Linked DNA regions of Homo sapiens: region 1 is linked to region 2. Evidence: chromatin loops called from intact Hi-C (ENCODE). Cell type or tissue: Caco-2. All regions are shown on one strand.

What was found. Hi-C counts contacts between places; a loop is a spot of excess contacts. Peaks named below come from ENCODE experiments on the same cell type or tissue, not always from the same donor. Only the 100,000 strongest peaks of a DNase experiment are listed, where the experiment ranks them.
Region 1: a loop joins it to region 2, with 1.8 times the contacts of the local background. A loop is called at or near these places in 1 of 110 quality-filtered maps.

What each region holds. Positions count from the first base shown.
Region 1 is chr11:92,406,046-92,408,545 of GRCh38, forward strand. The region is part of intron 2 of FAT3 (FAT atypical cadherin 3); the gene reads left to right. Among named protein-coding and RNA genes, the nearest start is that of FAT3, 180 kb to the left of the region's middle. In Caco-2, no CTCF peak of the experiment used is centred here; no DNase peak of the experiment used is centred here.
Region 2 is chr11:92,286,026-92,288,525 of GRCh38, forward strand. The region is part of intron 1 of FAT3 (FAT atypical cadherin 3); the gene reads left to right. Among named protein-coding and RNA genes, the nearest start is that of FAT3, 62 kb to the left of the region's middle. In Caco-2, no CTCF peak of the experiment used is centred here; a DNase peak (open chromatin) is centred at 946.

The DNA.
Region 1 (2,500 bases), 120 kb after region 2:
AAGCTGAGAAAAATCTTCATTCCTTGGTTCATAAGTACGTGTGCTTGATTGATACAGTGTTCCTTATATATCCTTCCTAGTTTCCACTATGAGTTCAGTTTTTGTTTTGATTGATACAGTGTTCCTTATATATCCTTCCTAGTTTCCACTATGAGTTCAGTTTTTGTTTTTTAATCTGGCAGCAGCAGAATTTTTAAAAAGAGACTCTTTTACCATTTGAGCCATACTTTCTATCACATTGTCTTAACATTCCTATGGAGATTGTCTTGCTCTCTGGGAAATAAGCTATTTTAGGGGTTATTAGAGAACTAGATATACTTTATTTCTGATTCCTTGTGTTACCCCAGGCTCTGATAAAACTGTATTTTAGTAGCAGTTTATACACTTCCTCTCTGATTGTATTTTTAGCACATAAAGAGTCCTTAAAAATTCCTTTATAAGTAAGTGTTCCTTTCTTAAATAAATGCCTTAGTGCCTCCTAAACTGGAGTAACCAAGGGAACCAAGGTGTTCTCCTCTCCCTGAACTAATCTGATATCTTTGCTTCGTCACCTGGATTAATTTGCTGCCACGAAAGCTGTGCAGATGGTGGTAGACTTCCAGAATTGTTTCAGAAGGATGAGGTGACTCAGATTCTTCCAGTGAGGTGCTCTGTGTGCACTTGGCCTGGAGGAACATTTAGATTTCAACTCCTTTCCAGGAACCAGTAACAGCAAATCATACTAGTTACCCAATGTCCAGATTGCAGGTATCTCTGAAACCCAGGTGACTGAAATCTCCCAAGGTGGATCAGATAAAGGCATCCTAGCAGGCAAACACTAGACAGATCCAGGTTTCTACCCTCTTCCTGGCCAGATGAGGAATCCACTCTACAGAGCATGAAGGGGACTCTGTTTTTATCATGATACTGTCAAGTCAGTGCCTTTTAAGGTTTTCTTCTTAATATCTTAGAAGGGTTGACCCATAAAGACCACAACAGAAAGGGGCTATGAGAGGCTAAACTTGTTTTAAGGTGAAACTCAATTGTTCTAGCTGCCAGATACCAACCTTGTACTATCTCTGCTTAGGCTTAAAGCCAGGTGATTTTATTAGATAGGAAAATTCTTTAAGGAGGTACTACAAGAGGGTAGTGGGGGCAAACTATGTTAACAAGAGAAAGCCAGGGAGATGGAGATTGACTTTGAACAGTTACGGGATATTTTCGAGAGAATGAGTTTTTTTTATTCCCCATTGTGATGGAGGCTCCGGTATGCTAAAGACTGGAGCTGCAGTAGTGAGGGGGAAGGCAAGCACAGTTCTTGAAGAGATTCTTAGAATTATGCCTTTTCACTTCATACATCTCTTAAACACCGACAACACTGACTACAACATAGTAAGTGTTCTATAAATATTTGTTGAGGGGTAACATGAATAAATATTAAGAATGAATTTTCTAAGCTTTTCAGCACTTGTACCTTTGCTTCAGTTCATGCATTTACTGTAGTTTGCCTGTGTAACTTTGGGTTGATTTGAGAGGAAATGCCCTTGATTACATAAATGTAACTAGTCAAGACCGATCAGACTGAAATCTAATGTAGGCACCTAATTTAATGAGGAGAGAAAAAATTACCCAAACAAGAGCATGTGTAATTATGCTAAATTTCATGACTTTGGGGTCATAAATGGATTTTTCTTGATGTTCATCTGACACGTATTAATTCCAGTTGTTGCTGACTATTAAGCAGCGGCTTGTAGGGTCCTTTATAATAAGAGGACATTAATTCCTGTTAAATTATGATGAGCCTCCTGCAGCATCATACATTTCATTCATATGGATGTCACTAATAAGGAGACAATAAAAGACGAGGAGGATCAAAAGGAAGCTTTTGCTGCAGAAATTGATGGGGAATGAAACTTCCCAGCCCATGAGGCAAAGTGGTGGCAAAGAGCTTTAAAATGGGTGTGTCAGTCAGCTGGGCTGCTGTAACAGAATACCACAGAATGGGTGGCTTAAACAACAAACCTTTATTTTCTCATCATTCTAGAGGCTGGAGAGTTCAAGATAAAGATTCCAGCAGTGTTCAGTTTCTGGTGAGGGCTCTCCTTCTGGCTGCTAGATGGCTGCTTTGTCCTCATGTGGCCTTTCCACTGATCACATGCGAAGACCAGCATGAGAGATCTGAGGTGTCTCTTTTCCTAAGGACACTAATCCTATCAGACCAAGACCCCACTCTTATGACCTCATGTAACCTTAACTACCTCCTCATAATTCCAAATGTAGCCACAAAGTGGGGTTAGGGCTTCAACATATGAGTTTGGCAGGGGTGTAGGGAGGGTATCATTTGGTCCATAGCAGGGGGATAGCTTCGTGTTTGAACTCCAGTTCTTTCTCAACTCAGCTTCTTGACTCTGGCCTGTTGCTTAGGCTCTCCGAGCCTTAGTTCCCCCACCTGAAGCATGGGAGCAGTAATCACAGCCTGGGTTGGAAGATGACACTGAATTAAATAAGTGTATGAAACACC
Region 2 (2,500 bases):
TAAAAACTGCTGCTTAAAACAGCGTGACTCCCTCTCTCTCCCTGGAGACTGACTGCCTTCCCTTTTCTGTTGACCTGAAGCTTTAGATCAGAAGACAGTTCCTAATGCGAAACTCTCCCCAGTTTTGGCAGTGGGGATACACATTGCCAGTGATGCTTTGTCATTCTGGCAGTTGATTTATTGCAGAGGTTCAGTATGCAGTGTCTGTGGATTGGAAAAATTCAGGGTTCAAGTCTTTTCTATCGACCTCTAGGCAATCACTGCCAGTGATAGGATCAGTCCAGGGTTTTTGATTATTCCAAATTTCATGTTGCAGAAGCCTGGATAATCGAGCAGTGCGTAATGGGATGTGAATGCCGAAGTCCTGGAAATAGCTTTGAGAACCTTCTTATATGCACGGAGGGAATGACTCCAACTTATCCCGTTTGTTCATTCAGTTCTCTATGTAATCTGCACATGGTAACTGAGTGGACTGGATGGTGTTATTCAAATATAGTATGTGCTTTTGGTGTAGTTGTTTTCCTGAAGGACCATGCTTGAGTTAGCAGTAGTCTCTGATAACTAGTTCACTTAGAAAAGCTTCACATTTCTCTTGTTTTAATAATACATAACACATTTAAGCCACAGTTAAGAGCATTTTACCATAGGATAGCATAGAAGAAAACTATAGCTGTTGCCAGCCATCTTTTGGTTATACACTAAGAGCTCATTTGCCTTTTGCTATTAACGCTTGTGGCATCTGTTAGAGAAAAGCGACTCCTGGTAGTTTAGACTGCATTAGGTGTGTAGCCTGAAGTATTCAATGCATCAAACTGACTTCAAGTTGACTCATTACTCCCTCTTGAACAAAAGACAGTATGTGTGGAATTCTGATTACAGCTTAGATCTTCAGCTTTAAGAAGCTGCCCTTTGAGCTTGCTCTGTAAATAGTGATTAGGTGCAAACCTTGGATTTTGGTCCTTCACCACCCAGAATGGTGCCTGGGTACTGAAGAAAAGAGCTTTTCCCATTGCAGAAGCACTTTAAACAGTAGATTCTTTAGCAGGGAAACTAAAATAGGTTTCCTGTTCTTCAAATGGGTATTTTAAGTGCTTTGCAGGTGTATCTTAGAGAACGGAGGTATTTATTTTTAATGAGAAGAACTGAAGAATAAAAACAATCACAGCCTTGGAGAATTGCAGATCAAAGCTTTTTTTTATAAAACAAATGAAGGCCTCCATCCTACGAGCTAGTAAATTCATTAATTTTTAATAGAGGAATAGGCTATAAATGGTAATTTAATTCTTTTGGCAGAAGATCGTTTAAGTGGTGTTTAAAAATCTACATACTTAGGTGGTTTGGAGTGAAAACCTGCTGTGATATCTAAGGCAGTAAATGTGCAGTGCAGCTGAAAAACTTGTTCAGAAGCACTATGGGTCCTTTATAACTGCTCTGTTTCTACCTAATGTACAGTATAATATTTTGTACTACAGCCATGTTTAGTTACTTTAGAGCTGGGTTTCCCATCTTGCTGTTTGGGTCAGAAATGCTACTGTCAAGAAGTAGAGTTGTAGGCAGCAATAATTAGAAAATCCCAAGCCTTTCAAATCTATTTCATGTTTCTCCTAATTGGTCAGGATCTCCCCTCACCATTCCAAATACTTGTGCTCCCCTCTTAAGTTATCCCTGTGGTTTCTTTCTTTTGCTCTTCAAATAGCAGCTGTAACATTTACCGAAGAAGCCAAGTTCAGCTCTCCAAATGATGGCTAGTTCCATGAGAGAGCCAGTCTGCTTGGAAGTGCCAGAGGTTCCCAGGTAGCAGCTCTTCTAGAACTGTGCTGCTGTGAAATGATCACATTGGAATGGTCATAGAACTCAGGGAAGCCACATTTGTTAAAGTGGCCTAAGTTTGGAGCCGTTTTGCAGGCACAGAAAAACTGCAGAGCAAATGAGTTGTCTATGATATAGGTGTGTGTATGGAGGCACGTCTTTGTAAAATGGAAGTTGTTGCTGGGCTGAGAAGTACCTTTGGGAAATAAGATAAATTGTGCAGTTGAAAAAGGTTAAGGCGTGTTCATCAATAAATGATTGGATAAAAAAACATGATATGTACGTACAGTAGAATACTATTCAGCCTGTAAAACAAAGGAGATTCTGCAATATATGACAACATGGATGAACCTGGAGGACATTATGCAAAGTAAAATAAGGAAGTCACAAAAAAACAAATCTAAAGTAGCCAAATTTATACAATCAGTGACATGATGGTTGGCAGGGTCTCAAGGGCAGGGAGAGTTTGAGAGTTACTAATCAAAGGACATAAAGTTTTAGTTGAGCAAGATGAGTAAATTCTAAAGATCTGCTCTACAGCATTGCACCAGTAGTCAACCATAGCAGGTCATCTGGGTCTATCCTCTGTTTTAGAGATGAGGAAACTGGCTCAAGGGATATCTCTTGAGCCTTAAACCAGTCAGTACCTGAGTCCCCTTGTTGCATCTCCTGTCGTTTAACTCTATATGCT